5 separate regions of the Mus musculus genome follow, and regions 1, 2, 3 and 5 are each linked to region 4. A link is a loop called in an ENCODE intact Hi-C map of the cell type or tissue named here. Cell type or tissue: heart. All regions are shown on one strand. Links, peaks and the distances in the headings refer to the core of each region. The heading gives the core; the rest is flanking DNA. Region 1 holds the start of Gm36610 (a long non-coding RNA gene). Region 2 holds the start of A430010J10Rik (a long non-coding RNA gene). Region 3 overlaps Gng12 (guanine nucleotide binding protein (G protein), gamma 12). Region 4 holds the start of Gng12 (guanine nucleotide binding protein (G protein), gamma 12). Region 5 holds the start of Serbp1 (serpine1 mRNA binding protein 1).

Region 1 (6,292 bases), core at 667-5,666, 53 kb after region 4:
GTCTCACACTCTGTGAATGGTGGCCAGGTCTAGAGTTCCTTCTGAAGACCAACTGAGAGTCTAGGAGAGCCAGTGGACTTCACAGAAGGCTCTCAATCTGGAGAGCTTTATTCTCACACCACTGCAGTAGTCTCTAGAGAATCCTTCCTTGAAATTTGCCAACATCCTCTGAAACATCATAGGGTACTTTAATATAGTTTGATTTTTTTTCTAATTTTTTTATTATTTAAGTGCATTTTATACATCAAATATATTAATAATATTGAGTATTTTGGGAATCAAATAATACATAAAAATTTGTTCAACTTTTATATTCATATCCTTTCATATCCTAAAAATATCATTAATGAACATTTAATACAATCCATAACTGAGGATTCTATATCTAATGTTGAATACTAAACTGTTTCAAAACATACAAAATATTCTTTGGAAATTAAAAATAGTAAAACAGCATAAAATATTAAAAATGAATCATCAAGAAATATATTCCAAAGCCCTTATATGATACCACCTGACATTGTGAGAGTATTTAAAATGCATTATATATCTGTGTGTATTGTTTAACTATAAATTTACTTAAAAAATTATCAGTGTTTCAAGGAGAGAAATTATTTTATCAGTAAGTATATTTTAAAAATTTCAAAATGGCAAAAACTCTTTTAAATTAAACATTAAAATGATAATTTCAAGCATAGTGAGAAAAATTATCAAAAATATTTTCATGTTTGTAGAATATGATTTTAATATTTTCTACTGTTAATATTTAACAATCAGAATAATTATTCTAAGATATATTTCATTGTTATGACTCCCTTTTCATTTGTGATTTTATTAATTTGGATACTCTGAGTCCTCTCGTAAGTCTGGCTAAGGGTTTATCTCTCTTATTGATTTTCGCAAAGAACTAGCTTCTGGTTTTGTTGATTCTTTGTATAGTTCTTTTTGTTTCTATTTGGTTGTTTTCAGCCCTGAGTTTGATTATTTCCTGCCATCTACTCCTCTTGGGTGTATTTGCTTCTTTTTGTTCTAGAGTTTTCAGGTGTGCTGTCAAGCTGCTAGTGTTAGCTCTCTCCAGTTTCTTTTTGGAGGTCCTTAGAGTTATGAGTTTTCCTCTTAGCACTGCTTTCATTGTGTCCCATAAGTTTTGGTATGATGTGTCTTCATTTTCACTAAATTCTAAAAAGCCTTTAATTTTTTTTTCACTTCTTCCTTGACCAAGTTATCATTGAGTAGAGCATTGTTCAGCTTTCATGTGAATGTGTGCTTTCCGTTGTTTTTGTTGGTATTCAAGATCAGCCTTAGTCCATGGTGATCTGATAGGGTGCATGGGATTATTTCAATCTTCTTGTATTTGCTGAGGCCTGTTTTGTGACCAATTATATGGTTAATTTTGGAGAAGGCATCATGAGGTGCTGAGAAGAAGGTATATTCTTTTGCTTTAGTATAAAATGTTCTGTAAATATCTGTTAGATCCAGTTGGTTCATAACTTCCATTAGTTTCACTGTGTCTCTGTTTAGTTTCTGTTTCCAGGATCTGTTCATTGCTTAGAGTGGGATGTTGAAGTTTCCCACTATTATTCTATGGGATGTGATGTATGCTTTGAGCTTTAGTAAACTTTCTTTTATGTATGTGGGTGCCCTTGCCTTTGGAGCATAGATGTTCAGAATTGAAAGTTCATCTTGGTAGATTTTCCTTTTGACCAGTATAAAGTGTCTCTCTTTATCTTTTTTGATAACTTTTGGTTGAATGTTGATTTTATTTGATATTAGAATGGCTACTCCAGCTTGTTTCTTGGGACCATTTGCTTGGAAAATTGTTTTCTGACCTTTTACTCTGAGGTAGTGTCTGTCTTTGTCACTGATGTACGTTTCACATATGCAGCAAAATATTGGGTCCTATTTACATATCCAGTCTGTTAGTCTATATATTTTTGTTGGGGAATTGAGTCCATTGATATTAAGAGATATTAAGAAAAAGTGATTGTTACTTCCTGCTATTTTTGTTGTTAGAGGTGGAATTACGTTTGTGTGTCTATCTTCTTTTGGGTTTGTTGAAAGATTACTTTCTTGCTCTTGCCTCTGGGACCCTGAGATCCCGGTGTGACCAAGCTCCTGTGATCCTGGGATCCTGTGGTCCTGGTTGTGTTAGAGCTCCTGGGAATGGAGCTTCTTCTGGATGCTGTGGGACAGGCTGTGGACCCAATGTATGCCCAGGGCACCAGCCCAGACCAGAAGGAACTTGTGCCACTGGCTGGGCGGAGTGCTTGGGTCCTGCTGGTCCCAGTTACTTCCCGTGTTGGGGCAGATGTTGTGTCCTCCTTACCTCTGATTTTATGATCCTGGTTGGTCGGAGTTCCTGGGTGCCTGGGTTCCACTGGTCCCAGTTACTCCCCGGGGTTGGGGCAGATGTTGTGACTTCTTCTAATGGTTTGATTTTAAATGCACCTGGCATGTGTGCATTGTGTGTGCACAAAAAAGGGTAGGGAGCCTGGAGTATACTCCCCTTCTTAGTCTGATTCCCACCAGGCTGGATACCTTGTAATGATTTAAGAGGTTCCCTTCGTGCCAAATGTTTAACCTCAGTGATGGGTCACCCTCTCCCCCATTACAGGAGGTGAGAGCTCATTCAGGTTAAGCAATCTCAGCAGAACCATTGGTTTCAGCCCAGTCAGACTCTGTAGCCTTAGATTGTGGAGCCACCATCTTCGTTCTCACATTCACACTCATTTATCCAGAGTTTAAACATGTAATCCCTAACTGTTTCCATGGAATCCTGTTTTAGCTAGAAACCAGAGCCTATGTTACCTTGGCTAAAATGAAAGGATGATTCTCTGAGTGCTGGCCTTGCCCAACTGAGAGGTTTGGGGCAGGGCTCAAGTGTGACAGTGCAATCTCGCTGGGGCGTCTAGAATGTTGCTGGAATTTCTGGGAAACCATGACCTAAGCCTTTTTTAGGTTGGAGAAAGGAAAGTTTCCCCAGATCTCTCTATAATAGCTTTGGCTTCCCATCTCGTGTTTGTGTTCAGCTGCCTTTTATATACAGGAGAGCAGAACTCAAACAAATAAGAAGTACATGCACAAAAGTAGATATGCGGCAGTGTATGACATAGTTTGGCAGAGTTAAAACTCTGTTACCCTATTTCCTCAGAGCCACGAGTTCCTGGAGATACCATGAGTATAGCAGGGCAGTCTAATAGAACTAACTCAACAGTTGGCAGTTTGGGGGTTTTCTTAATCTTCAAGTAGTTTGACAATTTATTGTATTCTCAGAGAATTGCTCTAATTTGTGCTTTCTCATATACAAAACCTGTCAGATTTATAAAGAGAGATTTCATTTCCCACTCTTAGCTCTGCAGCCAGGCTTCTCATGGGCAGTGAGGTAGCTTTCCTTTCCCCACAGCTTAGCCTAGAGAATGATCAGAGGGAAGCTGTGGGGTATTAAAAACTAGCAAGTTTGAAACAGTGTATGTAAGGGAGGGAAGAGAACACTCAGAATTTTCACGAGTTCCATAAAAGATTTTTGTTTCACTTTTTCATGCTTTTCAGCCCATACTCTGCAAAGAGTTTTAAAGACCCGGCACCAGGAAAGTGGAGTTCATTTCTCCAGACATAGAGTGAAATCTTCTCTTTCCCATTTCCGATTTATCAGTCATAGAACCTGATGAATTCCCAGTTTGCTTTTCCCTGGTGAAGATGGAATATTGTGTTCAGGATAAGAAGTACAGTTACCCTCAACTTTCAGGGTCCCAGAATTCCAAGCACTAGGACAGCCAGGAGTTGGTGCACACTGGAAATGAACTGAGAGTACCTTGGAATTTGCATTCAGAATGACTGCCAAGGAGGTAAGAATGCCAAGATCTTAGGATTCCTCCAGAAAGCCATGATGAATGAAGATGTTCCAAGGCTTAAAGCTAACATAACATTTTATCAGGTTAATACATGCTTTTATGTAAATATACTTTAATTTTTTTCTGTTTTTTTTTACACCTTCACATTTATATTTTTGATGAGTTTTACAATGAAGATACACTACTACAAAAACCAAAATGGTCAGGGGTTTTGGCATATTCCTCAATTCCTGACACTTCAGGAGCCTGAAGGAGGAGAATGGAGAATTTAAGGCTATCGTGGGGTGCCTAGTGATATCTTGTTCAGAAGGGGAAAAAAAATTAACCAAGTATCAATTAGGTACTCTTAAGACTAAGGTGTTCTAAGACCGAAAATGCACATTTTGTAAGAAAAAAATCTTACTGTGGTAGTTTTTCATAATTTAAAAGTGTTGTTAACTGTATTAAAAATTACTTCACATAGTTATTACCTGGACTTAATAAAAAGAAAAAGAAAACCAGAAAGTGCAGGTCCAAGGGAATGCCATACACTTTCCCACAGATCTCACCACTCTTATTGTATTATACTGTCAGGTGAGTCCCCATTTTCCCTTGTTTTAGTGGCTTTGTTTCAGTCAAACACACTGAACACCATAGATGATTTATTATTTTTTTGAGTTAAATTATTCTGATAACTATTTTAGATCAGGAATAATCCATTCATCAATAACCTTGAGAAACATAATATAAAACTATGCCTGAAGAAAGGACAGGCAGTTCAGTTAAAAGGAGTTTAGAGTCCAAATGTGATTATCCCATTTTCTTTTTGTGCTGAGAAATGTTCTGGGCATAGAGACGATATATAGTGAATATTTACACATGGATTCAGAAGTGTGGCTAGAATTTAGAATCTCCTTCCAGAGTTTGCATAGAGGTGAAGAAATGTAAAAGGTTTATTGGAACATGGACAATAACTGGGAAAATGATTCCAATCAGATTTTTTTATTCAGAACAATAATTAGATTATCCCCTCACCCCCAAATCTCTGAGGATGTTTTAGTATAAAGCAGACGAAAACTTGAAGTTTTTCTCTTCAGCTTGGGCCAGACATTGCTGTGTGAAGACACACTATTGTATGAGTGGGCTAGAGTAAATGTTCTTAAATGTATGAATGAATATTGGTCAAGATCTTTGTTTTTATAGTTTTTTTTTAAAGCTTAACACCAAACCTTCATACTCTAAAGCTCAGGTTACAAACCTGAGCTCCATTGGTCTCTCAGTAGATATCCCTGATGCAGATATCCCTGATGCAGATATCCCTGATGCAGATATCCCTGATGCAGATATCCCTGATGCTTACCTGCGTGCAGATATGGGGCTTCCTTACACCCAGGACAGAAGCACAGTTGGTAAGATTTCTCAGCACTCTAGGAGACAAAAAGAACTCGTGGTCACAGAAGACTGCTTGTCTGAAGACCACAGTAGACACTGGAAGAACACAATTCTTTTCTATTTCTGTGTTATGAACGCTGAGAAAGATTGAGAGAAGCAGGAATACCTGCTCCATCCACATGTCATCCAGGGTAATGATTTCAGTGGCCTCTTCCAGCCTCTGTAAGGAAACCCACTTTTGCTCTCCTTTCTGATGAAGCATAGATCACAGATTCACAGTGCAACCAGTTCTTCACGTTTTCTGTGACTCTTAGTAGTTAGTCACTTTTATGCCCTGACCCTAAGTGTGATGGCTGTTCTTGGTTTTCAACTTAACTGATTCTGAAATGGTAAAACCCCCAAACATGGCACACCAGTGAGGGATTTTTAGTTAATTTCAAGTGGGAAGATTTTTTTCTATTCAGGATCTTTGAATGGGAAGACCAGGTCTTTTGAGATAGGAAGTCCTGCCTTTAATTTGGGACACGCCATCTGCTGGAGGCAGATGGAAGAACATGGAAATAGGAAGTTTTTGCTTCTTGCCTGCTTGCTTTCATCTCTCTCTCTCCCTCCCTCCCTCTCTCTCTCTCTCTCTCTCTCTCTCTCTCTCTCTCTCTCTCTCTCCCTCCCTCCCTCCCTCCCTCCCTCCCTCCCTCCCTCTCTCTCTCTCTCTCTCTCTCTCTCTCTCTCTCTCTCTCTCTTTCTCTCTCTCTCTCTCTCACATACACACACAAGTTCCCTTACTCTAGAGAACCCTGACTAATACATTAAGCAAGAAGACTTTTGTTCTGAGAATGTAACTCTTTCAAGAATACTGGCCTTTGCCTTCAAATAATCTTTTTCAGATAACTTGTTGCCTGAGGAGGAACACAGCCACAATGGCTATTGTGCTTGAGTAAAGTGTAACTTGAAAGGTTTTGTACACCAGCAGACAAAAGAAACAAAAGTCAGAAGTGCTCTGAGAAGACTAGAGAGTAAAATTAACTCTGGTTTTTGGAGGAGTCCTGTTCTGTGGAAAGAAGGGACAGAGA
Region 2 (6,292 bases), core at 580-5,579, 260 kb before region 4:
TTCATATGTGTCTGTGCGTCTGTTTGTAAGTATACCAAGCACACACTTGTGTGGTCATGTGCATGTATGTCTGTGAATATGCATTTTATGCAAGTATTGTTTTGTATGTATATGTGGATGGTGCTTGAGGTGTCCTGGGGTAGAGTAGAAAAGGACCTTGGATCAGTACTATCCATGAGTACGCAGATGCCTAAACTTATTGTTCGACTGGTATTTCAATGTCTATTTGTCAGGCCCTTTCTTTTAAATATGCTGCTAGGAATAATTATTCCTCTCTTGAGGACTTTCAATTGTAAAGTTGAGCTATTGCATGTGTGTTTGGCGTAGGTCAACAAAGTGGCCCTGTCTGGTTCTGCTGCCTAAGCAACGCCGCCTGTATGGTCATTTAATTAAAGCTCTCCCAACGCCACTGAGAGCTGCACTGTACTGCTTGATGTTGCTTTCATATTCATAGTAACAGAGGACTCAGAGTCGGCACGCCACGAACATGTGGGCAAAAAGATTATGCAGGTCCTGCTGACTCCAGGCTCTGATACAAGTGTTTCCACAGACAGTGGGTGCTGCAAGGTGATGTTGAGAGTCACGCTGTTACTCAGGGATAAGTAGGGCTCAAGTGCCTTACCCAATCAAACCTGGAACAGAATGTTACTGAGTAAGCAGGACAGGCCAGTGCACGTTCTGATTCCAGAGGCACCACTTACTGTGTGTCTCAGATAAGCGTCTTAGCTCCTCTGTGCATCTCTCTTCCTGTTTGTTTTTTGAGAAGGAACTTCATGTAGCCTATGTATCCTTGAATTCCCGATCTGACTTCTATCTCCCAAGTGCTGGGATTACAGGCACTTGTAAAACTCCTGCCTTTGTGTTTGAAAATGCCCTCAATCTCTTACCTTTAAACCCAATGCAGAGAGCACCGACTCTGCATCCTTAACTCCCACAGCAGTGACATTTAATTCAGCTCAAACAACTTGGCCATAAACCCAGTCCTAAGTGGACAGTAAGTTTCTCTATTCTCTTTGTTTTACTTAATGTGATTTTTTTTTTTTTAGTTTTTTTTATTCCACTTTATTTCTTTGTATTTCTCCAAAACAGTGATATCTCTCTCTGTCTCTCTCCCTCCCTCTTCCCCCTTAATGTGATTTTTTTTTTTTTTGAAGATAGTGGTTATAGACTATAGCTCCAGATCCTACTAGAAAAGATACTCAACTAACCCCCTGCTCTGCAGGAACTCCTGGCCGTGCCCAAGATGGCTCTGTTTCCCTTTGAACACTGTGCAAAATACAGACAGCAAGGGTGAACTTGAAGATCCAATTATCAAAAAAAAAAAAAAAAAAAAAAAAAATCATGTTCCGACTTGGCCTTGCCATCTCACTAGGGCAGAGTGTTCATTTTTAAAATAATGATAAAATTAAACAACAACAAACAAACAAATAAACAAAAAAACCAACAAAATGCAACATACAATAGAGCCCACTTTGGAACCAGAAGGATGAATGTGGGAATTTGCTAGGAAAACAAGAAGGGACCCAGTCAGGACTAAGTAATGGATTACCTCTGTGAGAGTCTCATCTCCAGCTTCTTTGTCCACTCATTTATTATCTCAGCAAACACAAGCAGGCCTTATCCTGGTCTGGGGAGTGTGACTCGTGTCCAAGAAGTGCACATTCTAGTGAGCAGACATATCTGTGAGAAAGTTGTGCACAGGGCGCATGTTTTCTCCTGGGTCCTAGCTTCTTACCAGCGTCCAGATATTGTCTGAGCTTAAGGCACAGAATGAGAAATCCCCTGGCTAAAGGCATTTCCTTCCCACTTTCATTTTAAGATTCCACTCTTAAAGAAATCTACTGGAAGACTGGGTGCGGTGGTGTACAACTATAACCCTAACACTCAGAAAGCTGATGCAGGAGGATTAGAATTCTGGGCTAGACTCAGCTACCTAGAGAGACCCCCTCTATACCCCCAACCCCAAAGAAAGTGAGCTATTATTGATGAGCATACTACTTATTTTTTTCTTGTTACTTACAGGAGGGAGGGCTTATAACTTGGCTCACAGCCAGGAAGACATGGTGGCAGGAGCCTGAGGCAGCTGGCTCACCATGTCTGGATTCAGGAAGCAGAGAGTACGGGAACTTGGCTCAGTTACTCCTTTTTACTCAGTCTAGGGTCCCAGTCCCTGGAATGGTGCTGCCCACGTGTAGGGTGAGTCCTTTCACACCTAATGCCTGATCTCCAAACTTATTGTAAATCTTCTCATGTTGACAGTTAAGACCAACCATCACAATGAGCAAGGGGGAAAAAAAAAGAAAGTTGTGAACCAGAAAAACCTGCCCACTCCCTTTTCTGTAAAAGCTGGGGATACTCCCATGACATTACCTGAGACTCCTGTGTGGCACTTGAAAACCTGAAGGTTTTACTTTTACTTTTTTCTATTATCTTGTATCGCCTTGTGATGTATTTTCAATGCCCTGTTCCTTATCTGCCTTAGCAAATTCAAGCACTGTTGTCTGCACCCATGTTGGAGAGGAGATTATTGTCTCCCTTTTTGAAATAAAACTATAAGAAAAGACCATCTTTGCTGGGCTTTGCGCTCATAAATAGGTCAGCTAACTAGGAGAATCGTAAAGCCCTTCTCTTTTAAGTGGACTTCAGTTACCTTTGCAGGCAGTTGGGTCAGGAGGGAGGCCAGCTGCTGTAACAGTGTTTCCAGCACCATGCTCCCCCAACACGGGGCTTTGTGGGAGTCTATGGGCTTTCTCCAATACCATTTAGCATGACCCTACTGTGACCCTGCAGAGGCCAGGTTAGTGTTGCCACTCTTATGCTACAGATAAAGGGGAAATATTCTGGGAAGTAAAATGACAAGCTCAAGTGGCAGAAGTTAGTTTCCAACAGGGTCTAATGGCACGGACATGCTAATTACTTAACAATGGCAGAAGATGAGACAATGGTTCTTGCTAATCCACATATGACATAGCATGAACATTGGGGTAGGGGAAGGGAGAAGAGTCTAATTCTCTCTTTCCTCCTTTCTTTTCTGTTCTCTTTCCCTCTCTTCCTCCTTCCTTCTAGTCCATTTGAAAAAGAGACGAGAAGGGAAGAAGAATTTATCAGATTAATAAGCAGATAATCACAAATTAGCAGTCAAGTGTTATGGAAGTTGAAATGATGCCGCAGATTTGAAGCAGTGTGTCAGAAACATAATAACCAAGGCTGATCTATAGACAAATGTTTAAAAACAAAACAAAACAAAATCAAGACGTTTCTTAAATTACAAGTTAGGACGGGGGATAAAGTGTAGCGGTTGTCTACTATACACAAAGCCCTAGATTTCATCAGCCCCAACAGCCCCGCCCACACCGACACAGAGATCAGACAATTGCTCACATTTATTGCCGGCAGAGACGATTTAGACATTTGCCACATGGGGGCGCTTGATACCATCAGGTCATGAAGGAGAGCTTCCTGCTAGACCAAGTTGCTGAATGGCTCCTCCTCACCCTATTCACTCTATGTCACAACAAGGGCTCAGAGGAATACACAGCTCCACCCCGGAAGACCTAAAAGTACAGCAAACAACGTAGTGAACCCCTTGTGTCAGCTGTCCAGCTTCAACAAGCACCAGCCGCACTGGGTCACCTTTCCTCTTAATGTCTCACTGCTATATTCCCTCTTCTCATTATTGCAGTTAATCTCAGACGTAGACACATGAAGGTCAATGTTTTGGTATGTTTATGACAGTTTGAGAGAAAAAAAAAATGATTACTAGTCAGTCCCGCCACTGTTAAGACGCCCGACTGAATGGGGTGGATAAGCAAGAACATTTTGTAAAGGACTATGATTTCATGCATTGTTATTCTGCCCTCCAAGAAGATACGAATATCGTTATTTAGTTCAAAGGTGAGCGTTGGGGAAGAGTATCTGTGCCGAAGATGGGCTGGGGACTCAGCATCACGTCACACCAAGGATGTGTTTTCCGTGTTCTAGTAGAGTGCTTTCTGCTACCTATACCTAACAGCACTCTGCCATGGCTGGAAGCTACCAAGACCTTCCAATGTCTGCCCTTTTCTTCCTGTGTCCCATGTACTCACCCAATTTCCCAGGCACTAGGTTAATCCCTTCAGATTACTCCCTTCTCAGATGGAGGAAGAGTTTCCATACTCAGGATTCCTGGGGAGAATTAAGCTCCTTATTTAAAAGGTTGTTTTCTCCCATTGCAAGCCATTAGAAAATGTTATCCAGCAACCTTGACGAACTTGTAAATCAACTGATAATAGGTGGGTTGTTGTGACAGTGTACATCATAGTCCTGGCATCCAGGAAGCAATGGCAGAAGGATCTCAAGTTTGAGGTCAGCCTATACAGTGACCTAAATAGCGAGACTTGTTTTGTTTTGTGTGTGGAGGGATGGCTCAGTGGTTAGGGGCACTTGCTGCTTTTACAGAGACCTGAGTTGAATTCCCAGCATCTGTGTGGGGCAGCTCATAACTTCTAGTAACTCCAGCTCTAGGGAATCTAACACCTTCTACCCTCTGCAGCCAACAACACACATGTAGCACATGTAAATAAGAAATATCTTTACGTGTATATACATATATATATATGTGCATATATATATATATATGGTATATGTATATGGTATATGTATGTATATATAGTGGTTGGGATAAGTTTTTGTTTAAAAACTAGGCAATTGTATTTAAATGTGTTCTTAAGTAGATGACTTTGAGTTTGTCTGTGACAATAAGGGATTAAATGAATCCTTGGTGACTTGGGGGAAATGGTTTAACATTATGAGAGAAGGAAATTGGCCAGCCATGAAAACTTAAAAGCATGATAGACTTCAAGGACTGGCCTTATATCAGTCTTCTGGTGAGAAGGACACTTGGCCAGCAGACCTGAATGATGAAGTCCTTTGGCAAGGCAATCCCTGTAACGGTTGAGAACTCCATTGACAACTAAGCTGGGGAACACATTTCATTTAACACTTGTTCACCAAGTCTCCTTTGAATAATTTGGCTTTGTAGGAATGGACTTTTCAACAGGGCGAGAACACGTTGGTCTGGCCAGTATGAACTTTTAGCAGTGTCGAAGCTGATTCTCTCACCACAAACAAATCAGCTGGCTTTCGGGTCATACCTTGGCTTCTGTGTTCCCTTGCCCTGGAGGAGATATTGGTCTCTCTTAGAGGATTCGCTTTCTCCCTGACAGCTTTTGTCCAGTCTGTCATCCAATGAACACACAACCTGTGCTCTTGGTTTGTCTGGTTGCCTGAGGGACGAGTTTTAGGCAGAGAAAACCAACAGAGACATATCTACTCTTGAGAATGAGAACAGAATGCAGAGGTCCTGAGATCTCAGAGAGATTTAGTCTCTGGACACGATGCTCCTAGGCCACTGCACAGGAAACTGAAGATCTCCATGCCTTAAAGGAAGAGTTGGGATTCTTGTACTCCCACCAACGCGCCCCCCCCCCTCAAACCAGTTGGTTCAATTTGGCTAGCGAGCTATCTTATTCTCACTGACAGGAGACCAGGCAGTTCTCAGAAGAACTGTGTCATGTTACCTCCTTCTGTTACATCTTTTAGTGGCTCTTACCTACAGTATCAAGTTCCCTTAACAGAAAAACTGAAAAGCTGATTGCTTCTCCAGCTCAAACATTAGACCTCTGTGTGGCTACAAGGCACACTACTATTGAAGGTGTAAAACGAAAATTGCCACACTGTTTGGGCTTGATGACATACATCTGTAATCTCGACACTTCAGAGTAGAGGCAGGAGGATCAGAAGTTTAAATACAAAAAGAAGAGACCAGGGAACCTGATAGATCCCTGGAAACTTCTAGGTAAAGAGTTGTTTGAGCAAGGCCAATAAGGAAATCTAGGAACAGGTGAGGCAGAGGTAGCCAGAGTCGCTCTCCACAGAGAGCCTGGTTTACCTGCTAGGTGAAAGTCATTGGTTTGATGTGTATCACAATGTTTGAGCACTTGGTCCCCAGCAGGTCCCCAGCAGGTTCTGGGAAGTTCTGGGACAAATTAATATGGGGCCTAACCATTGAACATAGGCGCTTGACAATTATAGTCTGCCCTGCTTCTGGTTTTTTGGTTTTTTTTTTTTTTTCTGTTTCCTGTTGTTACAATCCCTCCACCCAGGACATATCTGTCCCAGCCACTGTTCCTCTTTGCTATGATAGACTGAGCCTCTGACACCATTGGCAAAGCAAATCTTTCTTCTCTTAAGTTGTTTCTGTCAAATATTTTCTCACAGCAACTAGAGAAGTAGCTAACCCATCCACCATGGC
Region 3 (6,292 bases), core at 656-5,655, 59 kb before region 4:
TTTGAACCTCAAAGCCCAGCTCCAGTGATACATCTCCAACAAGGTCTTATCTCCTGATCTAACCCTTCCTGAATAGTCTACCAACTGGGAAACAAATATTCAAATACATAAGACTATAGGAGCCCTTCTCATTCAAGCTGTCACAGAAAGGGTATCTCCTGAGTCCTTCTTTGTATTTGACAATTTGGGTATTTGTTAAGAGTAGAATGTTCCACAATTTGAAACTGCTAGCTTCCTCTTTCTTATAAGGCACAAGTATGTAACTTTGGCAGTGGTACTACAGACACAATTATGCATCACTTTAAAGGACAGGCGAAACGATATTTGGATAAACATTTCCTTGTAAAATTCTGGGAGTATGTTATAATTTTTCTATAATTCTAAATTGAATCCCTGTTAAATACTTATCTACTGGCTTTTCTCTAACAATATCTTTCCTTAACAAATTAAAGGTTGTTGAATATTTTGTTATTGTTAGTACTTATTTTAAGATTTTTAGCTTAGACTGGCCTTGAACTTACTAGGTTATTTTATCCTACTAAGTTTTAAAAATATTTTCTATCTGCACGCAGCAAGGAATTCTGTCTTAGCCTTCCTAGCCCTGAATATTGACATGATATTCTGTCCTTAACTCCCTATGTAGACCAGACTGGCCTCAAACTCGCAGACATCTGCCTGCCTCTGCCTCCCAAGTGCTGGAACTACAGGCGTGTGCTACCATGCCTGGAGCACTGCTGTTTTAATGGCCTTTTAACTTAAAGTATGACTATAAAAAGTCCTGTCCTCTCATGACCCCGAACACATCTGTTTGTTCTCTTGTTCAGTTAGTCAGTTCATATTTACTGAGTGTCTACTCTGAACAAGTGTTCTAGGAATTGGATAAAGTGCTTCAATAAGGACACAAAAGAACTAATACAGAACAGGGTGGACAGTATGAAATACACAGGTGAGAATTTCTGAATATATGGGAGGAGTACTCTAAACCAGCAAGGAAAAGCCTGGTTCTTCAAGAAAGGCAAATAAGCAGGTAAGGCTGGAACTGGGAGCCCAGAGGCAAGAGGGTGGGGCCTCCGAGGCATGGCCAGTTTCATCTTACATCACAACAGGCCTTTGTATCCACGCATGCTACAACTGTGGATTTAATTAACTGTATAGCAAAAATATTCCGGGGGAGAGGGTAGGAAGTCATGTTTGTATTGCACATGTACAGGATTGGGGGGGGGTGTCACTATTCCCTCAACAACACAGCATAACAGCATTTATATAGGACTTGCATTGTATCTGACAGTAAAAGCAATCTACACAGGAGAGGGCCAGGTGTGTTGACACACATCTATAACCCTAGTATTTGGGAAGTCAAAGCATGAGCATTTTGAGGTCAAGCCAATTTGAGATATATATCAAGACTTGTCTCAAAAGTCAATAATGTACATATATGTACATTATTATGCAGGCACATACCATTTTATACAAAGCACTGCAGTATTAATGGCAGATTCCTAATGGTGGCTTTACTAGTGGGGACAGACATCTAAAAAGAGAGAAAGATACTGATGGCTGTGTGGACATGTGCATGTGCTCCTTCCATGACAGGAGTGGCAAGGAAGGTCAGGGTGAAGATGGGTGTTGAAAACGGAGATCAGCCAGTTCTAGGGACCCATCTAGTTCACCAGAAATTCTAGCTTCCCAGGACCCACTGTCACCTCTAGATGTCCTTAGAGGAAGAAGATGAAAGAAAAGAGAGGGGTTCCCTAAGAATTTGTCTTGGGTGAAACACAGCCCATCAACTTGTTCTGGATGAAGCCTGTTGGGGTCTCTAGAAGCCTGAGGCAAAAAAAAAAAAAAAAGTTGATGATACTCTCATCTTTTGCCTATATAAAAGCGAAATACTAAAGACAAAATATTTAAGAACTTCCTCAATAGTTATTAATGCCTCTGCCAAGTGTTTTAAAAGCTAACAATAACTTACAACATGTCCATTTTCTTTTAAGGAAAAACAGTCACAGAGAAGCACCTGCCCCGACATATGAATACTACAAGATCTCAGCAGTGCATGTATGTCCTCAGGCGCTGATGTGCACCCAAGGTTCTGGAGAGAGGAGGTTATGGAAAAAGCAAACACTAAAGCTATCACTAAACAGCACCACTGTGTCTGTCACTTGGGGGATGGAAGTACTGCAGTCGAACAAGGATAATGGGTGAGACTTTTCCTACAGATGCTCTCCATTTATAAAGCACACAATCAACGCTGAACAACTGGGCCATGGCACTGTCCCATCTCTTTAAATGATGAGATTACAGGCCTCTGCAACACTGGCTTATTTTGAATTCTTCTTTGAATACACAGAAAGTAGAGCTGTGGTAAGATTACTCCTTAATTTAATTGTAACTAGAATCTGCCCTCCCCCTCCCCCTCGGCATTTGCTAGTAGTAATACCAACAACTTAAAGTAAACTGATTTTGTTTTCAAGACTCTAGATATATGTATTCAGTTCACAGTTGAAAGTTCCTGTTTTCTGATTGATCACCTTTTTATCCTTGACAAATTCTTTTTAATGTTTGTTTTATTTTTTAAATTGTTCGTGAGTGCAGATACCTGCTAAGGCCAAAGGTTGGATCCCTTGGAGCTATAGTTCCCGGCAGGTATGGGCCACCTGGTATGGACAGTAGGAACTGAACTAAGGTCCCATGAAGAGCAGTGTATGCTCCTAATCACTGAGCCATCTTTACAGCCTCCTTGGTAAAGTCTTAAAGAGGGAGACGATGCACAACACTAGTGATAATTTGATGTGAACCACAGCAGTGGTAGGTTGTCCTAACTGTTCACTATTGTACTGGCTGGTTTTATGTGTCAACTTGACACAAACTGGAGTTATCAAAGGGAAAGGAACTTCAGTTGGGGAAATGCCTCCACGAGATCCAGCTGTAAGGCATTTTCTCAATTAGTGATCAAGTGGAGAGGGCCCCTTGTGGGTGGGACCATCTCTAGGCTGGTAGTCTTGGGTTCTATAAGAAATCAGGCTGAGTAAGCCAGGAGAGGCAAGCCAGTAAGTAACATCCCTCCATGGCCTCTGCATCAGCTCCTGTTTCCTTACCTGCTTGAGTTCCAGTCCTGACATTCTTTGGTGATCAACAGCAATGTGGAAAGTGTAAGCTGAATAAACCCTTTCCTCCCCAACTGCTTCTTGGTCATGTTTGTGCAGGAATAGAAACCTTGGCTAAGACAACTGTGTACTTAACAAATATGAAATGTCAATTTAATGGCGTCGTAACCATTTCACTCTTTACCACTATAAACGGGTGTCCAATTCTAAGCTTCTAATAATACTCTCAAGGCATGCAGAAGGAACATTCTATGCTTGGGATGGTCTGTGACAGTCATTCTCTAGTCCTCCTCCAGGGGGCGAGGAGAGCCAGTGTTGTACTGGAAAAGTCACCCTCACATTGATTTTCCCAAAGGGTTTTCCCCCCATCCCTTTTCTGCTTAGTACATCTCACTCAGACTGATGAGCAAAGTGCTTTAGCTCTTTTATGCAGAGAGAGGCAAGAGACACTTAAGGCCGAGAGAGATCGAGTACACGTCAGCACGTATCTGTACAGTCTTGCAGGCTGGATGGTTCTCCTAAGGCTTGGGTCACGGCTTCCAAGGCTCCTTTCTAAGGCCTCCTCGGTAGAGCTTTTGGTCAACCACAGATGCACGGGAGGCCTGAGAGTGAAGGCCTCCCTTCATGGGGTAGTGGTGGGACTTCATCATATCATACAAGTGCTTGGTGGCCACGAGTGACTCTGGCAGCAGTTCTCTGCAACCTGGGCTGTCTTCCCTTCTTTGGAAGAGTCAGGAGTCCTCACTGAACAACCAGGCTTAGCCCCTACCTCCTGCCAAGAGCCTGCTGTAGGCTGGGGGTTGAGTATGCTGATGACCACACAACAGGGCAAAGGGAAGGCCTGGAGGTGGGGCAGTCAGTCCTGCTACACTTACTTACACTCAGATCCAACTTTTGTAGGTTCTAAGTTTTACATTACCTTGAGAGTCTTCTTTAAACAAAGACTACAAAATTAAATCCAGTCCTGTTTATATATACTGAAGTCAGATGATCTGAAAGTTAGGGGATCATTACAAGTTTGAGTATAGTCTGGTCTACCGAGCAGACCCTGTGTCAAAAACAAAAAAACAAAACAAAAAAATAACCAAACAATGCAAAATTTGCCAGGTCTCTTGAGCTACAGGAATGGGAATGGTTGACTGCTGCCACCATAACTGAGACTCAGGAGGAAAATCACTGTCCTGGGCCCTGCTTGTGGACAAGGTTGAAAAGGCAGACAAGGTATGCCTATACATTTTTTCTTCTTCTAAGGCCACTCAGAGTAGACTACAGGTTTGTAAAAAGAAAAAAAAAGGTCTTATGACCTCAAGTGTAGGTTAGATACTCACTAAACGTTTGGTAACCAACCGTTTAAAGTGGTCTACTCTACGCCACAGACCCATCTACCGCTTCCCTTTTTGCAACTGCCTAGTCATATTTTATCTTCCAAATAAAGGAAGACTGTTGCTCAAAAGGTGTTGTCAGGACCAGCACAGGCATGGGTTTCTTGCTCATCTGGTTATTCATTCACCAGAAGAACACAGGCATGTGTTACAAAACAGACTACGAAACTAGCTCAGCCCAAACCAGTGCATACACTCCCTGTACGTACTACAGGACGACGAGACTGTAGCTCCATCTACTTTGGGCTGCCCAGGGTGGGGGTGGGGGACTGTTGGAGTGAGTGCCTGCCACATGAAAAGGCACCTTCCCGCTTAGCCTGTCTGTTCCTGTCTGCACTGGGCTATCAGCACATGGTTCCAAGTCCTGCTTTCCCCGTTCTTCCCAAGGGAAGTCACACGCTCTGCTTAGCTTCCTGTTGGCACCTGTTCTTTTACGGAAAGAAAGCAAAATAAACATCTGCACTTAGAGCAGTTATCTAATATGGCTGTAAATATGTATTTTCCTAATCCTTGTAAAAAAATATATACACAATCTGGTAGCAAAATCACTGTCTCATTTTAACAATGAAATGAGATCTAAAAAACGGAAAGCTGTTTAATTAGGTCAATGTGGCTGCTTTATATATGTACTAGTTTGGTAACTAAAAGCTTCTCAATTGCCAAATGTTCTTCCTCAAACAAAACAGACAGTAACTTTACACATAAAAGTGCCTTCGGGTTGCTGTTCATCGCTTGTCACAAGGAACAAAGCATTGTTCAAATGCATGTCCATTTGCATTTGATACCGCGACAGGAAACAACGGCCATCATAAGCGCAGTGCCAGTGTGCCGGTGCCCACTCCAAGCACTGTAAGCTTTCCTTTTCTTTCCATGACACTGGGTGCATTATCCCCATGAAAATGACCCGATCTAGGTTACATGGAGGAAGTTAATCCTTACTACCTAAGCTCTGAGTTCTCACACTATATGACTAATGAACTTCATAACACCGGCATTTTTTAAAAATAACACTATTGGTTAAGAGCACATTGTTCTTGCAAAGGCCTCCTACCTCCAAAGTTTGGAAGTTCACAGCCATATGTAACTTCAGGGAGATATGGTGCCTATGAACCTCTAAGGATACATGCACATATTGACAGACAGACAGACAGACACACACACACATACAAACACACACACAGGAGAATTTTAAAAGAAAATAATTTTTAAAAGGAGAGCTCTTTATACAAAAACCTTAGATTGTATACCTTTATGCCTCAAAATTTATTCACAAAATATTAAATGGAACCTAATAAAAGAATGACACTATTAATCTGTTCATATAAAAGACTGAGTCAAAAGATATAATTACTACTGTCCTTTTTCAAATTAAATTTATTATTTCTGCTATGTGTTATCATCATTTGTAAAGAGGATACAGACCAGCAGTATAAGAAATATCCCTGAGTAAGCTAGTAGCTATAGCTAACTTGGACTCTGACTGAAGACAAAAAGAGAAACCAAGAAATTTGTCTGAACATTTCAAATGCCACAGAAGTGATAAAGACCTAAGTCAAATGGTAGTCATTGCCCCAAAAGACCTGATAAAGTCATGCAGTGCTGCTGAGTACTGAGAATTGTAAAGCAATTAAATACTTGCCAAAATTGAGCTTTTTCTATTTGATTCAAGTTCCATTTTACAATTTTTTCACATGTTCTCTGTCTCATTTATTTGACAAATAAAATTGTATAAATTTGATGTATATAGTATGAAAAAAATAACACTATTTATCCGTGTGACTGTGTGCGGCATATGTCGGCACATTT
Region 4 (6,292 bases), core at 446-5,445:
GCCAGTAAGCCAACATTATGCTGTGACATTCCAGGAGTAAAAGCAGGCAATGATTTAGTCAATCAAGTCTTTCAGTACAGTAGAACACAATGTCACAGGCTCAAAACAATTCATAATGAACACTGTACCCTTTATACTTGAAATCGTGGTAAGCTAGCACTCCTGTGTCACCGACTTGGTTCATCAGATGCATCTGATATGCATTAATGAAGAAGCAGATGCTCAAAGGGGTTTGTTTTTTAGAGTAAAAAGTTTTTTTTTTTCAATTTCGCAAACTTTAGCAAATAAGTCAGTGATTCTGTGAGTTCATTTCCTGAATTAACCATCTACTCTCACAAAATTTTCAAAATAAACACAATTAGTCCCCACTTTTATGGCTTATCTGCTGGCCTTGGACAGCCAGGCACACAAGAGCCAACCACTTCACACTCTTGGATCACATCTTTTCAAACTTTAACAGTCGTTCTTGATTAAAGACAAATGTTACTTCTGGGCTTATTTATTTATTTAATTTCCTATCCAAGGTTAATAAATGTAACTATTTAAAATAAAAATTCTTTTTAAACTTAAAAAGCAACTTATGTTCCTAATTGCCTAGCATTAAATACTATGTATTTAACAACATCAAAAGCATTATTAAAATTATTGGCCCATCAATCATTTTCATACTGCCATGGGTAAAACAGGACATACAAGCTTATACACACTTATTCACATACATACATTCACACATACATACACACACACAATCTGCTCAACCTTTAGTTTTTTTGTTTTTTTTTTTAAAGCAAGATATCACTCTAATATACGCTAGTTTAGAACTTATTATGTTGTCCAAACTGGCTTTGAACTCAGAGCAATTCTCCTGTCTCGGCTTTGCCAACTGCTGAGATTACAGGTGTGAGTTACCCTGCCAGCACTCATCACTCTTTGGAACTTAAAATGGTGGCATCTTGCATTTCCAGAAGGTTCTACCTATTATCATTTATCAAGTAACCTGCTGTGTAAACTAGATTAAAAAGAAAAGTGATCATTCTAAGCCCTTTATGTAGGTTAGTTTCAGTCTGTTTTTTTCAAAGACTAATTGATACACTTTCATCAAAACACTACAAGTAGAGACCACTGTTACTCCTGCTTACAAATCGGATTGAAAAGGGCTAAATAACATTCTCATCCTGGAGTGTCTGACAAGAAAGCCTACACAGCAAACCACTGTTAAGTACCTTCCCCTCTCAGTCAAGCTCAGAAAACTACTTCTAGAACTTCACCTTCCTATAAGGCTTACACTAAAATGAAACAAACAACAGCAAAAGCTAGTTAAAACACAGCGTAGTAAGTGAGATCGTTCTGACTTTTTTTTCCTACTAGAGAGAGGTTTGGAATAAAAATTATTGGGCATTAGCTAACTTTTTTCTGAAAAATTTTTTTTTTTACTGTGGGGCCCTTTGCTCTCATCACCTGAACGCCATGTGTGTTCTGTAACCTATGACAACAGCAACCCAACTGTCAAGAGATTTGTCTTTCAAATAAGCTCAGAGCTTTCTGCACCTCCTCTGTATACCACACTTGTCGTCTCCTGAGAAGCACAGATCCTTATTCTTATAGGGTTCTATACAAATCTAAGAGCTGCACACTGTGCTGGGTTCTACACAGTAACGTGCTTGTGCTCAATCCAGCTGCATTGTACTTAGTGTTCAGCATTCACTGGACTTCACCCAGGACTTTATGGTGCTGGCTGACTGTTAAGAGAGGCAAAGGATCTGAATATTTTATCTAAACGCCCACTTAGCAATCTACAATTGATTGCTTTTTAAAATGTGGTGGGGAGGAAAGAGGTGATCAGTGGGAGGGGCTTGAAAGAGAGGGTAAGGGGGTACACGTGTACGAAACAGACAAAATATAGAGAAAATATAAAAATATGTGAGGACCATATGCTTATTTATTGGAAAATGACCCTGCTGACATATACATTTTTGTTCTAAAAGGGGAGGGTGGCCCTCCTTTCTTGAAAGTGACTGCTTGATCATAGTAAATTTAACCTTACTGTTCTCCAGTGACTGCTTTCCCAGCTTCCCTGGGGAAGGGCTGGAATCCGGAGGTAATTTACATCCATGGTTTGAAGTGCCAAGCAATGGTGCAGCAGGGTGACCAGCACTCTCAAAACACAGCCAAGCTATTGCTTTAAACATTGAGAACACACAGACACAGAGCCTGGCTCTGACAACATCCAAAAGATTCATTATAGACAATCTATTCAGGAGACGCTACGATCGCCCCAGGAAATATAAACAGTGTCTAAAGAGCAGTGGGGAGAGGAAATAACTGACCGGAATGAGACGAATCATGTGAAGTCCGTCCAACAAGGCCTAAGACATCCCCAGTGTTTCCACTTGGAGCTGCGTTTAAACGTGCCCTGGCACATGGGCACAGATCTCCCCTCCAGCTCAAGCGTGGGGCTGCGTCCTTTCCTACCCACTTGTTTGTGCACAGCCACGCCCGCACAGGAGGACCACGAGACCACAGGCCTCGGCAGATCCTTCCAGCTGATTTCCAGTTGCTTAAAGTTTAACAAGAATCACGGCTCCCTTTGTGAAAGTTAAGTCAAGTTTACAAGGCATCCACAGACTTAAAAGGATAAACGAGTGTCAGGAGACACTAGCAATGGCGTCTTAAAATGAAGTTTAATTGACAGGCCCTAACTAAAATAAAGAGGAGTTTTTTAAACCCACGGGCTAAGCTTCAGGCGCTACATTTAAAAAAAAATATAAAAAAAGCACACAAGGCTCAAGTTTGAACTCCGACCTTCCTGTTCCAGTCACCGCCGCAGGGTCCCTCGTGAAGTGTCACCCGAATTCTCTCCACGATCAGCTCCTTACCCGCCGCCACCCCCCTGTGAAGACCCAGTACCGAGGCTGCCAACCCACGCGCGTCTAGAGATCGGAGGAGGGGCGTGCGTGGCGGCTCCGACCGGCTCCTCCCGCACCACCGCGACCTGGCGGCTTTTCCCGGGCCTTCCTCCGGCGGGGCGAGGCCGAGCGAGGCAGCTACGGAGACCCAGCCTCAGGGGCCACTCGCGCCCCAGCGGGCTCTCGCGTCTGTGGGCCCCGGCTGGCCTCGCTCCCACTCCCCTTCCGCGGCCCAGAGCGCCCGCAGCACGCGCTTCCTTCCTCCGCTCCCTAGCTCCAGCCCGCTGCCAGCCCGCGGGACCCACAGGCGGCCCCGAAGTAGCGGCGACCGCCCCGCCCCGTCCGGTCCCGGCGCTACCTTGGCACTCACTCTTCGCCGTCGTCGCCGCCGCCGCCGCTGCTGCCGCCGCCTGGGAGTCCGGCTCTCCGCGCTCCCGGGACCGCCCGACCTCTCCTCCCTACTCCGCTCCAGCTCCTCCCCTCGCGCGTGGGCGGGGCGCACGGCCCGGTGGGCGGGGCTGTCGCCGCCACCCCCTCCGCTCTGGCCCACGGGCATGGGACGTGGTCGCCGCGCCCAACTGCGGCCGTCGGGGGTCAGGACACGCGTGCCCGCGGCTGGGTTGGTGCAGCTCGCTGCGGTGCGGTGGGCCCGGGCAACCACGCGAGGCCACCACCATACATCACCACCAGGACCACACACCGCAGTCCCCAGGCTGCGAAGATGAGCTCTGCCAAACCCCACACAAAAGTGGGGCTCTGATCCAGAAAGGTCTGAGGAAACGGCCACCGTCATATTTAAAGGACTCTGGGGCAACAGGGAGGTTGTTTCCCAGAAATGGAGGTAAAGCCAGATTATTGAATGTCCCAGACCGGACAGAGTACTGCATAATAAATTAATTGGACAGGTTGTTTTTTTGTTTTGTTTTGTTTTGTTTTGTTTTGTAAGCATTTAGAGTTTGGCAGGTTGAAGGGCTAGTTTTGCTTCCACAAAAGCTGCTTACAGCCATTCAACAAAACGAAGCACCTGTTGTGTGGGGTCAAGCATTATGCTAAATGTGATAGGAGATACCATCAACCTGAGGGGGACTTGCTTAAGTCCTGTAGAGATGGATGTACAGAAATGGTAACACTCAGCAGTTGGCTAGAGTACTCCAAGGTGTGAGTCACTAATAATCATCGTGATCTCTTTTTAAAATGATGCTACTATTGGGTGAGAGCAGGGGTCAGTAATTGGACTCAGTGCCAAGGAAGGGAGGGAGGGAGGGAGGGAGGGAGGGAGGGAGGGAGGGAGGGAGGGAGGGAAGGAAGGAAGGAAGGAAGGAAGGAAGGAAGGAAGGAAGGAAGGAAGGAAGGAAGGAAGGAAGGAAGGGGAAGGAAGGACGGTGGGAGGGAAACATGTTGGGGGTTGGGGGTGGCAGAGTAGGAGGGGAAGTTGGGTGTGATCAGGATACCTGTATGAAATTGTCAAAGAATAAATAAAATATATTATTTAAAAGATCAAACAGAAATAAATAAGTACTAGCATTGGATGAGGATGCACTGTTGAGTGGGTCTTGGGGATGCTGGGATCTAGGTACTGAATCCCACTGAAGGCTTTAAATTCACTCCTGTTTGCACTCTTACTCAAGAATGCCTTGCTTGGCCAGTGTGGTCTGAGCAGCCTCCAGAGGATGTTCTTGTTGAGGTACAAACCACAGCCTGCCTTTTATTTCCTACTTTCTACAGTGTTAGGAAACACTTGGCTGATTCAGATCGTGACAGTTTGAAGATGCACCCTAAACAGAATGGCCAGACACAAGAATGGACTATTATGGTTGTGATTTCCACCTCTGGATCATTATATAGCCCAGTTAAGTACTTCATGTACTTTTAATTTTTCTCTCACTAATCTGTGGCAAAAACAAGCAAAGTGGCTCGTTGAAGAATGTCTGGCTTCTCAAATTGTATCCACCGATTAGTCTTTAAACAGTTATCTGCATATGGAGAGAACAGAAATCCAGTATCATGTACAAACTTGTGCAGAAATTGTCTATTGCATCAAGTTGTTTGAAATATGGTCTTTTATTTTATCTCCCCTCACACATTATTCATTTTTTATTTCTTTTCTGTACTAAAATGTCAGCCTGCAACAAATTAACAATAAAATACAGTTAATCATTTATACCCACAGGGGTCTGCATCCTCAAATTCAACTACAGATTGAAAGTATTTGAAAATAAAATTGAGTCTGTCATAAATAAGTATATTCTTTGTCTTTATTTCATTTATAATGCAGTATAACAAAACTAATATTTACATTGTACAGGACTAGATAATTAACAATCTAGGAATAACTAAAGCATTATCATATGCAAAATGTAGGTAAGTTATATGCAAATACTATGTCATTTGTATGAGAGTTTTCTATCCTTGGATTTTAGTATATGAATGAAGGACAGCCCTGGAACCAATCCCCTGTGGGCACTGAGGGACAGCTGTACTACAGAGGGTTGGGAGGTTCTGATCATAGTAGCCAAAAGGCAAAACGGTAAAAGGTAACATTTAACCCGTACTTCCTGTGCGGCAGATGTTGCTTTAAGAGTCTTACATGTATTAAATCTTTTCATTCTCCTAGCAACCCTAGCATGTAGGCACAGCAAAGTTAACCCAATGAAACTGAAGAGATAGGTTTTAAGTGCAGGTTGCTTAAACAGATTATGCTTTTAACCATGATTCTGGACCCGCTTCCTGAACTTTGATGACTCACATTCCATCTCCACGTGGCTGTGCTTCCTATTGCATGCATACGTATATACATGCAAACATACATACATACAAATACATGTATGTAGTAGTATATTTACAAGGTATATAATATATATATCTTTTTTTTTAAACCTGTACATAGTAAGTATATGCCCAACTCCATCAGTTTCTCTTAATACTTGGTCTGATCTCTTCCAACCCTTCTCTCAGCTTTATGAACACTGATTCCACGGATACTTCTTGCCTGCCAGCACCTGCATCTTATGGCAGAACTACCACATTCAGCTTGAGAGTGTTCTATCCCTGGGCACAGGGCAGCTGGAAGAACCTGGCAACTACTGTACTTCTTACATCGGTTCTTTAAGCAGTGACAAGAGTGGAGGTAAAAAACGCTCCATCTGTTTTGACACCAATTGGAATAACTGGAGGCTGCGTCTAAGATGTCAGCAACACTCCCTGCAGTGGTTGGATAAGCATCTCTCCTTGTCTCCAGCTCTTTGCTTAGTAACACATCTTCCCTTCCCTTCTTGGTCTTACCAGTTCTACTTCCTACTCCCCTGTCAATTTTTTTTAGGAATATATTCCAACGGAGACCTGCAAAAGGATTTGTGTGACTCAATGCAGAATGAAAATTGCTCAAA
Region 5 (6,292 bases), core at 519-5,518, 370 kb before region 4:
CCCAGCTAAACTAAAACATTCTTATTCAACAGTAAATATCTCAAACTTCATCTACAAGCATTCTACAACTGGCACAGAAATCACTAGGTACCATTCCAAGTCAGTCTTACTACAAAATTCTAAACTTACAGATAGTTCAATCAAGGGATATATTTTTGGCTTTTAAGACATCAAAGCCAATACCAGCAGCTTTCATAAATAAGAAAGCACTGGACATTCACTAAATATGCCCCTCAGAAGAATGAAATTCACTCTGTATCATTCTATATAATCTTGATGAGCCAATAGTGAAATCTTGATTCTATAAAATTGTAATTCTGAAAGGAAAACAAAAGGCACTTATTCTAGAAACAACTTTAAGATGGCTATTTGAACTAGACAGTCCTACAACACTAACACTACACTGGGCAAGGCAGGTTTACAAATTCAAGGCCAATCTGGATTACAAAGAGACCATGTGCCAAACTCAATCCAAACAAGCAAAGCTATTTAATCAGAAAAAAAAAAAAAAAAAAACCTTCCACAGACCCAAAACATTCACAGTCCAAGTATGTGTACACATTCCCAAGTTTTTAATATTATCATGTAACCAGTAGGAAGTACTTCATTATTAGTATGGATAGAAAGCCTTTTTCTAGGTCTGCTCTTGCAAGTATTTGTTTTCAAAGCATCTTCACAAATCAGACACTCTAAGACCTTCTTTTAGCAATTACATGCTCAGGGGGCTGCAAATGTAGCTCATTACCAGGGTGTCAGTAACATGCACAGCCCTGAATTGTCACAGAACCCTCTCAAAAAAAGGAAAATAGAAAACTTATGGCACTAAGTGGTATTTAAAGCATTAACTAATTTTCCTGCCTTTATTTCTCCTGATAACTTACGAAACTCACAAAAAAAGAACCAATTTAAATTGAATTATTGGTAGTCTAAAGGACAAGTTGATAGTTAAATGCATGCCTAACATTTCAGACATGCTCTAATTTCCAAGCCATAGGTGTTGATAGTCAAAAAAACAAAATCAGCTGAGAAATTGTTTTTGTAAAATATTTAAACATGTGACTAATTCTAAGAAAATGGAACACCATCAGGATATATTCATTTGTTCAGATATCTTTAACTATAGTCATACAGTAAAGGTGAAATTCCTTAATATTTAAGCTCAGTCTCTGTAAATTCTCAGGGCAAGCCTTAAATGTAGCCCTTATGCCGTGGCATTTACATAAATTTCATCAGAGGTATAGTGTATTGGGGTGGAGCTATAGAACCAGCTCAGAACTTGTAATGATAACCAAGCTAAACACACCCAAGGAACAATGGCTTGCTTCCCCACCCAATATTCAGTATGAGGCCTACATAATCAGAAAAAAACTTACTAAACTCATCAAGTGGTTGGGAGTGTAGCTCAGTGAGAGCTACTTTCACTTAGTTTGCAAAATGCTGGGTTCGGCCACTTTTACCACAAAATATAAATTCATCTACTGAAAAAAAATTTTTTAAAAAGCATACAAGGTTCTTTTACTGTACTTACCAGATACATGAGTTTCTTAACTGCACTAATATCCAGAGTTGCTTTTCTTTTTTTGCTAAACACAAAAAACCTGGTCTACTTTTAATGACATTTTGCCAATTCAAGTTCTTCAAATAGACAAATGCATCAAAATTTATGTAGAAAAACATTACATTCCAGCATTGTGTTCCCGAGACACAGGACACACCATAGGTTAACAATTGTTTCCACTCTTACAGATAGGTACTTTGTTTACAAGTCTACCAACCACCACCACACAGCACTAACTGGAAGTTTTATTCAAAATTTCCCCATATGTATATATAACCTTATTTAAAATCAACTCTGGTTTTAAAGAGTGATCTAAGGGTTTGAGATGTGTAATGCAAAATTTTCCCCAGCAAGGACAAGGTTCTAAGTTCAATACCCAGTACAACCCATGGAAGACTTGGACGTAACTAAAAAAAAGGTTGACTACTATTGTGAAAAAGTTTTCTGAAGTAAATGACAAACGTAATCCTGGCTATAAATAAAAATGTCCTCCATTGATGACTTATGCTAGTTTACAGGCAAGATCATAAATTGGCTTTGTGATGAAAATTGAATAATTTAAAATCATGCTTCATGTTTTGACCATTTTTTGAGTTCATCTATGTGATGTGTTTTATTTACTCAACTTATTCATGTACTTCTGTGAATTACAGTCATAAAGGAGGTAAATTTTAGTAGTTTAAATAACACTATCTAGTGTCCCTAACACAGAAATTAAATGTCTTATTCAACTATGTAATGTCAAGAAGCTTAATCCGCTCAGTACTTCTGCCCAAGTGATGTTTTCTAACACTCCAGACTATGCTTCCAAATATATTAATAGAACTCTTCCCTTTTATAAATCTACTAGGAACTGGATGTTTTACTCTAAGCCTTCATTGAAAGACACCACCACCCCCAAAAAACTTCAAACCTAACACAATCTAATGAGAAACAATTCCTTTCATGAGCACGTGGCATTGAGAGGCACTTTAACATAATACCAATTTTAAAGATTCACAGGTTATTCTATATGTACTCGCTATTGATTTTTCACTTTTTTAGCCCCTAATTGCTTTGCCTTTTCATCCACAATAAGCCAGTAATGGAGAAGAATGCTAAAATCAAAACAACTATGAAACTTCTAGTGCCCTTGAAGAGACCATTAGCCGCCAATGAAGACCCGACCACGCTTTACGCACGTGCGGAGGAAAAGCTGCAGCCTGAGTTCTGCTGCCGGGACATGACAGGCTGGGCACTCATTTCGCCCACGAGGCCCAGAACAAGCAAAGCCCTATGACCTGGGGGCTCCAGGGAGTTAGTTGGAAGAAGAGATGGAGACATGAGATGGGTTCCACTAATGACCAGTTTTTTATTCGGAACTCCCTCTAAAATGAGTGGGGCTAAATTCTTCTCCTCTCCAACACTTTAGTTCTCGCCAGTAAGTTACAGGAACTTCTTCTAACGTAAGAGCGAAAGGGCACAACACAAAACACACACGTGGGACCCAAACAGCAACTCCTCCCTCCCTCCACTCTAACAGGGACCCCCAAACGGAGACGCAGCCCAAGTGGAAACTCTGAGCCCGGGCCTTTCCTTGAGGGTCCGCGCCATTGTGGGACAAGATGGCAGGGCAGGAGCCCACAGCAGGCAGCGGCAGCCAGGAGCCCGCCGGGCAGGAAGCAATGCCCGCGCTGCTTCCCGAGCGCCTAGAGCCAGGAGGCTAGCGCCCGGCAGGAATCGGCGGGAACGCCCGGGCCGCCCTCTCGGAGCACGCTCCGTCCGCCCGAGGCGGGAAGGAAGGCTCCCGCCGAGCCTGCGAGCGAGCAAGCGACCGAGAGAGCGGCGTGGACTTGGGACCAGCCACGTTCCCCGCACCGTGAAGGGGCTCCGAGGGCTCTGCGGCCCCGCCGCCTGCACGAGCAAGCGGCGGCGCACGCCCCCGTCCTGCCCGCCAGCCCGGGCTCCCCACCGCCTCGCCCGGCTTTACCTTCTTTCTTAAGCGCCACCGGCGGCTGCGTCTCCTCCTTTTTGTCGGCCACGCCGACGCTGGGGGGCAGCGGGTTCTTGCGGTCTTTCTGGGACTCTTTACGCAACTGTTTGCCCGCCGCGTTGGAGTTGGTCTGGGCCGCGGCCTGAGCCGCGCTCTTGGCCCCGGGGCCCCCAACGCCGCCCCCGCCGGCTTCTTTTTTCTTGTTCTCTGCTGCCTTCAGTACCTCGAAAGGGTCCGATTCGTCGTCAAATAGCTGGTCGAATCGGTTGGTGACCACGCAGCCGAAGCCTTCCTGTAGGTGCCCAGGCATGATGGTGGCTCGGCGGCGCGTTCCTCCACGGATTGCAGCGGACCGCGCCGAGCCAAAAGCGCCTGCTTCAGCTCTTCCCACAAGATGGCCGGGCCGAGAGAGGGGGGCCGCCTTCTCTTCCGGCGCCAAGCACACATCCGGGAGCGGCCTGCGCCGCACGGCACCATGGGGCCTGTAGGCCACAACTGATTAGCCCGGGATGGCTGTCTACTCCTGAACTTCAACTCCCAGCGTGCACTGCGCAGCAACTCTTCGCGCGCGCCTGAGAGGCGGGATCTCAAGGAAAGTGTGCAGCGTGCTCGCTGAAGGTGGGGAAGCGAGTACGGGGCGGAGTTCTGCCACCTGCTCTTGTCACCCTTAAACTCTCGGTCTTTAGATACCTCTGAGAACAGGAAAACGTGAGGGCGTCTTCTGCTCACGAAAGTGTTCTCTGTCTTTGGTTTCACTCATTCTGTCTCCGGCCAGGACTTTCCCCACCTTTCTGGGAGGGTCAAGGTGACTCCCAGACCTAGTAACTGGAGCCTCAAAAACTTCCGGGGGGTGGGGGGTGCCACAGTAGCCTCCGGTAGGTTGCGACCGCACGGCTGCTCGTCCCTGACTGTTGGATTTCTAGAGCTGTCCCTCCACCCTTCGTAACGAATCAAGGCAATTCGGTTTAATGTGGAACGGAGTTCCAGGGTTGAATCTGCGTGGCAGAAGGAATCCAAAAGAGGAGTTGAACTAATTGGGTTGCGCGCCTTTTCCGGTCATTGCAACCATGCTTTAAGAGCTGTTAAGTCCTGACTGCACAACTGCACGCTCGGCCATCCTCTAAAACAGTGTTTGTGGAAACGCTTTCTAGAATCAACGCGATAAATTGATCTGTCGGTATCTGGTCAGCGGTGTTAGTAAAATGTGCTCCAGAGCCTGGGGTGGTGGCGCATGCCTTTAATCTGAACACTTAGGAGGCAGAGTTCAAGGCTAACCAGGTCTACAGAGCAAGTTCCAGGACCGCAGGGATTTCATAAGAAAAAACCCTGTCTCCAGCTCCCCAAATGTGCTCAAGAGGAAATGTTTTATAGTACATTGGGTATTATGTGTGAAGGGAGGAAACTAATTTCGTAATTATATGCTAACTCTGACATTAGTTGGGAACCTTAAATCCCACTAAGACAATCCAGTGCCAATACACACTATAATTTTAAATCTTTTCCATTGATACATTATGTAATAGAAAACATACCTCAGGCAGCAGGTGCTACGAATGTTTCATCCTCACATCCTTTTAGATAAATAACTATCCCTTTCTCACAGGGATGAAACTGTCAGAATTGATAAAACTTACTAAGGTCACACTTAAGTGCTAGTGGCAATCTTCTAGCTGCACTATGAGACTGTTGACATCAATTCTGTAAACCAAGTTCTGTCCTGATAGAAATTACAACAAGTGCTGAAATTCCAATAACTAATCAAGTTTAAACAACCCTTTGAATCCGTCTCCTGGATCAACAGAATGAAAGGCAAAATGGGATTCCCATAGTAGTTTTCTGATCTCTACACTCATACTGTGGTACATTCACACTCAAACACACATAAATAAATAACAGATAAAAGTGTTTTTTTTTAATGTCTAAAGAATGTCTGCTACTATCAGTAAGAACATTTATAGGATAATCCTCACAGTAAGAGCAGAGGAGACTCTCCAGCTCTTACTCAAATCAAGGCTCCACAGCATTTCATGACCCACATTACATTCTTGTACGTATACTCATGCAACATGACAGTTTTTATGTATAGCAAGCACGCTTCTCTTGAGAATATTCTATCAGTAAATGTGGAAACTATCCAAGTACCTTGACTAAATACACAGCTGATGTGTCTGATACTGGCCTACTAGGAAACCTCAAAAGCGCTTGCTCCTTTGATGCTGGTACTCAGTTTTCAGCCATGTTCAAATCTTGCTCTCACACATTTCTCTGTGCGTACATGTGGCCACACACGTGAAGGCAGAGGCTGATGCTAGGAGTTCTCCTCATTCACTTCCTCACGTTACTTTTTTGAGATAAGATCCCCCACTGAACCTAGAGCTCACTGGTTGGCACGAGCGGCTGGCTAGCAAACTCCAGAAGTTCTCTGTAGTCCTCCATTTCAGTGCTAGAGTAACAGATGCACACATTTTTATCTGGGTGCTGGTGATTGAATCCAGGTCCTCATGCTTTCAAGGCAAGCACTTTACTGACAGCCATGTCTCCAGCTATGCTCACACATTTCTTAACAATCTCAATCCCCTGTTATGGTAACTATAATTAATAACTAACAACAGTTCTGTTAGCATTCACTATGTTCTGGACACTGTGCTAAGTATGTTATATGCCTCACTTTCTTAAATTCTAAGAATAACTTGAAATAGTACTACTACCTCCCACATTTTTTAGTTTGTTTGATTTTTTACTATTATTCACTTTACATGTGC

The links. Hi-C counts contacts between places; a loop is a spot of excess contacts. Peaks named below come from ENCODE experiments on the same cell type or tissue, not always from the same donor. Only the 100,000 strongest peaks of a DNase experiment are listed, where the experiment ranks them.
Region 1: a loop joins it to region 4, with 4 times the contacts of the local background. A loop is called at or near these places in 5 of 42 quality-filtered maps.
Region 2: it touches region 4 in a loop (2.4-fold over the local background); 6 of 42 quality-filtered maps call a loop at or near these places.
Region 3: a loop joins it to region 4, with 2.8 times the contacts of the local background. A loop is called at or near these places in 12 of 42 quality-filtered maps.
Region 5: a loop joins it to region 4, with 6 times the contacts of the local background. A loop is called at or near these places in 3 of 42 quality-filtered maps.

The regions. Positions count from the first base shown.
Region 1 is chr6:66,840,295-66,846,586 of GRCm38, reverse strand. Gm36610 (a long non-coding RNA gene) reads left to right here and starts at 3,611. Exons shown (of 3, transcript XR_001785438.1): 1 at 3,611-3,845; 2 at 5,114-5,239. In heart, for the core only: no CTCF peak of the experiment used is centred there; no DNase peak of the experiment used is centred there.
Region 2 is chr6:67,156,094-67,162,385 of GRCm38, reverse strand. A430010J10Rik (a long non-coding RNA gene) reads right to left here and starts at 4,585. Exons shown (of 3, transcript XR_001785271.1): 1 at 4,086-4,585; 2 at 1,550-3,554. In heart, for the core only: a CTCF peak has its summit at 3,414 (motif pointing right); a DNase peak (open chromatin) is centred at 3,425; H3K27ac peaks cover 354 bases.
Region 3 is chr6:66,952,568-66,958,859 of GRCm38, reverse strand. All of the region lies in intron 3 of Gng12 (guanine nucleotide binding protein (G protein), gamma 12), which reads right to left. Among named protein-coding and RNA genes, the nearest start is that of 4930597O21Rik, 32 kb to the right of the region's middle. In heart, for the core only: a CTCF peak has its summit at 3,396 (motif pointing right); no DNase peak of the experiment used is centred there.
Region 4 is chr6:66,893,500-66,899,791 of GRCm38, reverse strand. Gng12 (guanine nucleotide binding protein (G protein), gamma 12) reads right to left here and starts at 3,395. Exons shown (of 5, transcript NM_025278.5): 1 at 3,265-3,395. It overlaps 4930597O21Rik (a long non-coding RNA gene), which reads left to right. Exons shown (of 3, transcript XR_003956381.1): 2 at 2,775-3,747; 3 at 4,632-5,148. In heart, for the core only: a CTCF peak has its summit at 3,537; DNase peaks (open chromatin) are centred at 2,371 and 3,401; H3K4me3 peaks cover 1,962 bases; H3K27ac peaks cover 1,490 bases.
Region 5 is chr6:67,264,645-67,270,936 of GRCm38, reverse strand. Serbp1 (serpine1 mRNA binding protein 1) reads right to left here and starts at 3,958. Exons shown (of 8, transcript NM_001113565.1): 1 at 3,528-3,958. The coding sequence starts at 3,840. In heart, for the core only: no CTCF peak of the experiment used is centred there; DNase peaks (open chromatin) are centred at 3,306 and 4,046; H3K4me3 peaks cover 4,493 bases; H3K27ac peaks cover 2,457 bases.